Linked DNA regions of Mus musculus: region 2 is linked to region 1. A link is a loop called in an ENCODE intact Hi-C map of the cell type or tissue named here. Cell type or tissue: left cerebral cortex. All regions are shown on one strand. Each heading gives the region's core, and the rest is flanking DNA. Links, peaks and the distances in the headings are about the cores only.

Region 1 (4,369 bases), core at 89-4,088:
AAATATCTAATAAAAAATTGAAAAAAAGAAAAAGAAAAGCTCTAATGATGTTTGTGATCTTTGTCAATGCGATTGGAAATTTAGGGGAGACCCAGAGAGCCATGGTTCAGGAGGCAATGTAGCAGTTGGCCTCCTGTCCTCTCCTCTGTGTTCCTTCTCTTTCTCCCTTACTCTGATTCTTCTTTTACTCCTCCCCCATCTTCAATCCTCTCCACCCTGTATCTCTTTTCTCCTCTGAATGTCACTGTGTCCTCTCAACTCTCCCCTCTCCTCCCCTCCGTGCTTTTTGCACCTCTCCTATGCTTCCTGTTTTTTTCACCCTTTCCAGTTCTTCCCTTTCCGATGCCCCTCTTTCCCTCATGTCTCCCTTCTCTACCCCTCCTATCACACCTTCTCTCACCTAGCTTCTCCTCCTCTTCCACTTTATTTTCCTCTTGTGAGTTCTCCCGTATTTATTTTCTTCAAATGCCTTACTGAAGCTTTTTGTTTGTTTGTTTAAACAAAGGCAACTCTCTGTGTAAGGGAAAAAAAATCCATGCCAGCTGCCAAGACAGCAACATTTTCTCCTATTATAGCATATTAGGACTGGAGGTGTCCTTGGAAACCAGTAAACTCAGAGGTCCTCACAGGAACTAGTTGGTCATGATACCCTGGACAGCACTTAAAAAGCCAAGCTCTGTTTCAAGTGCTTCTGTGCTACAAGGCCAGCATGGGGGTTTGGCATGGTATTTGTATGGAGTGTCCCCAAATGTATTTATTTTAATTTAAGGAAGCCTTCCATTTCAGGCCTAATTCCACTACTTACTAATGGAGCTATCTCGGTGGAGCTATTAAGACTTCCAGTGGGGGCTGGCAAGATGGTACAGCCAGTAAAGTGCTGTCTGTACAAGCATAAGGGTCTGAGCTCAATGTCCATATCTCACTTTTAAAAATGCCTGGTGTGGTGGTGCACGCTTGTCCTACCCAGTCGGATGGCTACCCTATTCTACCTGTTGAGCTCCAGAACAATATAAGACACTATCTCTAACAACAAAAGGAAACCTGGCCTCTACACACCTGGCTGCATATTTATATGTACATATGCATACACATGTTTGTGAACACACATGATGATGCACATGCACAAACACACACACACACACACATGCACACACACTCCATAGTCTCAGTAATACTTGTAACACTTAGACATTTACTCCTCAAATAACAGGCAGTGATCACCAGCTTGGATGATATATAGTAAATGTTAAAATCCATAATGGTTTTCTTCTATGGTTCTGATCAAAGTATAGTGTCCTGGTTACTTCCCTGAGTACACAGGATGAAGATCAAAGAAATCCTAAGCATCTCTGTGCCTTGTAACAGATCTGAGAACGGGAGAAGTGTCTGTCAGCCCCATCATTCTACTTACCTCTCTATAATTTGTCCTAAAAAGTCTCAGAACCAGTAAGAAGTGAGGGAATAAAAATATACTTGTATTATAAATTCACTTTCCCAAAACTATTTCAATGAATCTTTATAACAACCTTATAAAACAAATGTTATTATTGCATTCAGATACAAATGCCGGTAGAAAAAGCATTTTTAAAGCTACCATGTACATGTCTTGATCATTTTAACACAGCCTAAATAAGTACCGAGGGACCTTGAGATCTTGAAATTCTTAAACACAATTGATAGAGTGTTTAATGTTGAAAAGCGCCAGCAGCCAGTGTTTAAAAAGCCATCAGAATGAACCACAAGGCTGTGTCTGAGGTCACTGCCATCTGAGCTTGGAAGTACCTATGCCATGGCCAGAGACTTCTACTAAGTGCCTGCTGATTTCAGACCCACTCTTTTCAGAATGTCAACAGGTTAAGGTGCCTCCATTTCTGGGATCTAGAAGTGCAGTTTCCCAGTCTAGTCAGAGCTTGGATCCTATCTACCCCTCATGGAACTGCAGAAAGAGCCTTTGTAGCAGCAAATATCCAGGGAGTTATTCTTACCCAGGAGTTTTGACAAATAGAGTCACTCTTGTGATGAGGGACACTGTGATTTCATAGTAACCATATGACAGCTACCATAAAGCCCTGCATTCAATGCAGGAACTGCTTGTAACCTGTGCTGCTAGTTTTTTTCCTTCTCCATTCATTTAATTTTATCCTTAAATACTTAGTCCCAGATAGCATCCACCACTAGTTGTAACCACAACACATGGCTTACCAACTGTCTCCAGGCAATAAGGTGGAGGGCAGAGGACAAGATGTAGGGAGAAGGGTAGATCAAAGCTAGCATGACATCCTATCTCTGTAAGAAGGAAAAGGCTGGGCACAACAGTTCTACAAAGAATCAGGAAGGAGGGGAGAGAGCAGTGTGTGGGGGGAGTTGAAGAGCGGGCCTGATGGGAACAGATTGCCCAAAAGGCAGGTGGGTGGCGGGAAGTAAAAATAACCTAGGAGTGACCAAGCCTTCATTTTCTTTGAAACACTCACACTTTCAGGATATATCGAAACTGCTAATTTTGTTGGCACATTGATGTCTCCTTTTAATTAATGAAGGGCTTATTAGTGGAACCATCAAAGGGAAGAGAAGCAAGCCGCTCACATAGAAAGAAGGGACATGCACTGAATTTATCTTTGCAGTCACGACCAAGGGCGTGGGAATGGCTACGTGGTTGCTTGTGGGTGAACTGGAGCCAAAGCCTTCTGCTGGGATCTTTGCCTTCTGGCTCAACATGCTCATGGCTGCCTCCCCGGTCCTCCACCAGCATAAGACACAGCTCCCAAACAGCTTGATTCTGACCCCAGTTGACTTTTGAATCCCAGATCTATCTCTGACTCATTCTGGTGATCATGTTATTGGGAAGGTTTTATAAGTCAGAGACCCTGGAATTTTTAAGTTGCTTCATTGTGTGTGTGTGTGTGTGTGTGCGCACACACACACACACACACACACACACACACACACACACATTTGGTTTTTTTTCTTCAGACAAAGTCTATTTTGTTTTTTGAGATAAGGTCTCTAGCCAGCCAGGTTAGGCTGGCTAGCCAGTAAACTCTAGGGATCTGACCAACCCTCCACAGCTCTGACATTGTAAGCATCATTACTATGCCCAGATCTTTTATGTGTCTTTAACAACATGAATAATGCAGTTGGTTATTATGAAGAGATGTTAAATTTTGATGACACTGAAATGTGCAGGAAGAGTGTTCTTTAGTCTCAAAGGTGAGGTGTCTGAGTGAGAGTCTACATTGCCCCATTGGCTAGAAATAATCCTCTGGTTCTGAGAGTCCTTGGATATGTGGCATGGAGCATTCCCTGAGACTATGGGGAGTTTTAATGTCTCTCCATTCCCCAGCCTCGTAGCTTCCAGTCTCCTCACTCTTACTTCGCTGCCACTACATTCAAACACTTATTCTCTGACCCATGCTAGGAAGTTGGTAAATTGGAAATTATTTTTATTAAATCATAACAATAACATAGATGCCATTTCTATTTTAACCCAGAGCTCTTGAGATCCCCAAATCCATCAAAATCCAAGAAACTCTCGAAAAATGTGCTATCAAAGGTCACATCTTGCTGAGGCTGAAAGAACTGTTCTGCTAAGAGGGGACTCACCTGGGCTCCTTAAACTAACAGATATAGACCCTGGTGGTGGGGCATAGTGATGTGTCATGATCACTTGCAATGCATGTCACATAAAATATGACCCTAAATAAAAATTCATATACTAGAATTTGACACAAAGCTTATTAAATATTTAATTAGGGCAGGTTTAAGGTCATGGCTGACATGATATCTCACCTTCACTCTCTCAGGGGATTGTGCCTTGTATGAGCACAGTTTAGCTGTACAATATATTTGAACCTGAAGTTCCTCAAAGCTAGTAATGCCCGATCATTTGTGTAGAACTTGAGGAGCTGACTGAAGTATGATGTGTATCTTGGTGGCAAGGAGAGACATGTAAGAGAATGTCCATCATAAAATTCACCCGAATGATTTGGTGGGGAAAGGGTAAGGTCATAGATTTGGAATAACCCTGTGAGTCTTACAGATGGCAGGCTGGAAGACCTTGAACAAGACACTCTAACATGCCAAGCTTAGGCGTTCTCATCTCTATAATAGAAGAGAAAAGCCACTTTTGTTTTCTTGCAGAACCAAGATAAATGAAAGTCCTAATACCAAGCCAGGCACCCAGAGGCATTCAGTTAATATGAGAGCTATGTAATTACCATTGTAGCTCAGATTTTGCATCTCTCTTAACCACTTGCTAAGAGTATATGTATCTATTTTGTGAGAATACGGGCCCAGCATCTAACTGTACACAGGAGACCACTTTGCCTCCTGCACAGCTGGTATTTAAAGCATCAAAGAGAATCTACACTCA
Region 2 (4,369 bases), core at 256-4,255, 70 kb before region 1:
TCCCTGTACTTCGTGCTCCTTTCATCCAAAGATCTGTAATTAATTAAGCCTCACAACTCCCCTGGCAGGCAGAGCAGGACGAGGATGTTCATTTAAAACCAGTCCTGTTTGATACAGTAGGACTGCTAAGAAGGCTCTTGAAAAGGGAAAAAAAATCCCTCTCTATTTTGAAACTTCTTTTTAATAGAGTGAATTGGGGGAGAAAGGAAAGAAGTAATTTTGTCTGTGATGTCTGCTTAGTTACAGCTGCAGATGGAGTCCTGATTCTGGGGCTCTGACACCTTCCTTTTTGATTGAGCTGGATTAGTAAGATTTTGCTTCAGTGCTAATCACTGCAAGACTCAGTGGCTTTAGACAATAAACATTTTTCATCTTCTTCTGCTCATGGGGGTCAGGAATTCATGAGTGAGTGGGTTACCTGGGAAGGGACTGGATGGAGATATCTCCTAGGGTGATAGTCAGGAGTTAGCAGGGCTACAGCCATCTCATTGAGACTCCCTAGCTGTAAGGGTTTATTCTGGAGCAGATAATATAGGCAGGGTGGTTTAATGAAGGTTTCATATGGCTGAATTGGCCATATGAATGAAAGGTATGATAGGATCTTTTGGGCAGGTATAGAAGAACTCTTTCATTGTTCATCTTACTACTAGATGCTAAGCTCATAGTAGTAAGACCAACATATATAGTTTTGCAACTTTCACGGGGGAGTGTTGTGTTCTGCTTTTCATACGTGAATATGTCACATCATAAAGGGGGAAGTTATTGGAAGGTAGGTGTCAGTAATTCTGTATGAAACTTAATACTTCCCATCTAGAGTATGGTACACATTTATTATTATTATTATTATTATTATTATGCCATTGTTGTTGTGGTGGTGGTGGTAGTTGTTGTTGTTATTTGCTTATTTGTTGAGATAAGGCTTCAATATATGGTCCAGAGTTATCTGGAGCTTGCTCTGTATAGCCAAGGTTATTCTCAAAAGTACACTTCACATGCTTCAGCCTCTCAAGGGCTTAAATTAGGGGTATGCTCCATCACCATGGCTGATTGTGTGTGTGTGTGTGTGTGTGTGTGTGTGTGTGTGTGTGTGACTTCTGTTATTGAGTGACCCTAGGTTATTTCCAATCTTTCCTCTGATTTCTTCTTTCTTCCAAATGACTCCGGATCAGTGGATGATGAAATAGTCACAGCATTAATAACTGTCTCCAGTCTGTAACTTTGGAGGATGAAATTGAAACAAAAGTGAGTTCAATAGAATACCACCAAATCCTACAGATAACTGGTGTTGAGGAAGAGGGCTGACGAGGAATATTTCATTCATATCAAACACCTCTCTCTCAGTCAGCCATGAACACCTGGATATGCTGGGGTGTCAGACACAGAACCAGCATCATGGTCAACAACAGGGCGTGTGATGATATACAGTGTGTTAGATGATGCACTGCATACAGAAGCAGGGGACAAAGCAAAGGTGAACATACAGCTTCATTCAACTATAATTTATTGAACCACTACAATGTTCCAGGGCATATTCTAAGTGCTAGTATGTTAAGGTAAGCCAAATACACAAAATAGAATATATTTTACTAAGAGACAAATAAAAGATGAATAAATACATAACATGATATTACATAGTCATTAGTGAGTGCCAGTAAGAAGAACAAAGAGGTAACACCAAAGTGAGATGCTTTGCTGACATGACGATGATGGTGATAATTTTAACACCACTCATATTACATACTGAATCTCCCCTGTGCATTAACACAGTGCTGTACATTGAAGGTAAAGTGGTAACATTGGTTTCTTGATATCATGGTACCTTATTTAAGACTGAGAAAAAGGGAACAGGATAGAAGAGGAGTGGAGAGCAGAGGGGAGGGGAGAGCAAGGGAGGGGAGGAGAGGAGAGGGAGGGGAGGAAAGGAGAAGGGAGGGGAGGAGAGGAGAAGGGAGGGGAGGAGAGGAGAAGGGAGGGGAGGGACTACAAACAATTAAAGTCCCTTGTGGGAAAATGGTTAGTCCTGTTTAAATAATTCAGATAAGGAGACCAGGGAATAGCTGTTTTGCTTTGGTTGGTTGAATTCCCATAGAAGGAACTGAAATCCAAGTAAGAAAAGGTGCCAGGCATAGAGAAAATATCCCAGACCTAGAGGGAAAGGCAAGGACAGGAAGATCCCAGGCTTGGCATATCCAGAAATAGAATGAAGAGTGGTATCTCTTTATAAACCAGGGGCGACTGGGAACTTAGAATAATTAAGAACCAAAATAACCTTCATGCATAGATATGACTTTGAAGAAAACATATTTAACTCTTGAAAAACTATTTTTCTTGCCATTTAAATATTGGCTAGTTTTCACATTAGAGACAGGTGTAACATTTATTCTATTGATCTGTGATATGAATTTCCTCCTGTAATTTGTTCTCATTTCCTCAGAACCCCAGAGAAAATCCAAAATGCAGAGCAAGTGTTATTATATTAAAATTTTATTAGATAGTATAATTAAACAAAATACTGTATGGGAATATGCCCATCATTAAATGTGTTGACCCAAGTCATCATTGGGAATTCTTATTTAATGGAAGTTTACAGATCCACTTTTTTTTTTCCTACAACACACCTTAGATTCAATGCTCCAGGGCTAGTGTTTGATGGCTCAGCTATCTTTGTAGCTTCACAGCTACTTGAAGTCTGGATGAACCTGAGAAGTGCCCATTGCCTCCAAGGGTACCACTCTCTCTTCTTGCATACTGTGACTGCTGTAACTCCCATTGAAAGCTTTGCAGAAGAAACATTTTAACAACTAGTTATGTTCTCCATGTATGGGGTGTGTGCGTGTGTGTGTGTGTCCATCCCAAGTTTTCTTTTGTGTCTACAGGTAGGAAAACAATTCCTCTTGTATCCCCTCCCTGTGTCACCCATTTCTTTTCTCCTATTGCTTCCTGTGCTGTGCAGAGAAGCACTTACCATCATATCAGATCCTCTGTTCCCCAGTTAGTCATCTAAGAGGACTCTTTTAGTTATTGCTTTCTCATCCTCTAGATTTTATACCTCTTCCAAATAATGTTATATTTATACTACTTACAGAAGAATATGTGAACGATCAGGTGGAAAGACTATTTGCATGGTAACTTACTTTCAGACTAAAAATGCAATAGAAACTTCAATGTAAGTTTACTGTATATTTGAGTGTATTGTATATTTATTCTCCAAAGTAAACTTGGCAACTTGCATATGATGAATCACTAAGCCTTATGTTTCTCTGAAGAGGGAAGCACGATTTCTCAAAATATAGCATTGTTTTTAGAGTGAAAATTGGATTTGTTTCATGACCAATTCAAATTATTTTTTGCAGTTCTATACTATCTCAGCCTTACCAGCTTTAAACTGAAAATGCACCCAATAAGAGATGAATGCCTTTTCAATTATTAAAACTGAACTTTAAGATCTACAATGGTTTTATTATGATGAAAATGTTTGAATATATCTGAGAACTACTTCTTAAATTCTAATAATTAAAAAATACAAGAGCAGAAATTTGAAGGCAATAAGAGCAAAAACTGAGTTACAAAAATTAAATGTATTTAATTTCCATAAGTGATCTAAGACATTGCATTAAAAGGCATTAGGGAAGGACAAGAGTGATTCATGTGAAAGAGTCAAACTGTTTCTGCACGCGCACGCACGCGCGCGTGCACACACACATACACACAAACACAAACACACACTAATCTACAGGACAGGCTCTCTCCTCTCAGGCATGCACCTACATAGACACACAAACTACTCTTAAGTCAATGTGGCTTGTGGTCTGTGATAATTAGACTCATCTAACCTTTGAAATCAGAGGCAGAATGGTGATGTTACATTTGCTTTGGAACTTGAAGAGTATATTTAGAAGCCAGGGTACAATGAAGTGTTCCCGATGTTCTTGAAAATGGGTGTAATGATATTGAAATGTTTATTGAATTTCTATTCTGTGCTTTCTGCCCCAAACAATACTCAAGTTGTGAGGGCTTTAAAAGAATGAGAAGGTCTGGAGTCCCAGTCTCCAGAATGTTTCTCAGTGATGTGGGTGTGGTTTTATACCACACCACTCTTGTTCAGTAGATAGTGCAGTTCATGCAGACAGATAGAGAATTCCAAGAATTGACAAAAGTGGAGGCTATTAATGTTTCTAGAGACCAACATCTGATGCCTCATGAAGAGGAGCAGTTTAATTGGACCTGGGGCAAAATGCAAGATTTGGCATCACTTTCTTTTTAGTATAATGATAGTAACTCATTTTTATTAATAATACTGATTATCTGTCTGCTGGCTCATGGATTAGAGGATGAAATGCATGGCAAACCTACAGAGTAACTATGTTCA

Evidence for each region. Peaks named below come from ENCODE experiments on the same cell type or tissue, not always from the same donor. Only the 100,000 strongest peaks of a DNase experiment are listed, where the experiment ranks them.
Region 2: it touches region 1 in a loop (5-fold over the local background); 3 of 42 quality-filtered maps call a loop at or near these places.

The regions. Positions count from the first base shown.
Region 1 is chr12:89,091,582-89,095,950 of GRCm38, forward strand. All of the region lies in intron 3 of Nrxn3 (neurexin III), which reads left to right. Among named protein-coding and RNA genes, the nearest start is that of Gm40537, 120 kb to the left of the region's middle. In left cerebral cortex, for the core only: a CTCF peak has its summit at 1,949; DNase peaks (open chromatin) are centred at 2,396, 2,652 and 3,155; H3K27ac peaks cover 3,489 bases.
Region 2 is chr12:89,021,278-89,025,646 of GRCm38, forward strand. The region is part of intron 3 of Nrxn3 (neurexin III); the gene reads left to right. Among named protein-coding and RNA genes, the nearest start is that of Gm40537, 51 kb to the left of the region's middle. In left cerebral cortex, for the core only: no CTCF peak of the experiment used is centred there; DNase peaks (open chromatin) are centred at 2,122, 2,825, 2,936 and 3,194; H3K27ac peaks cover 1,328 bases.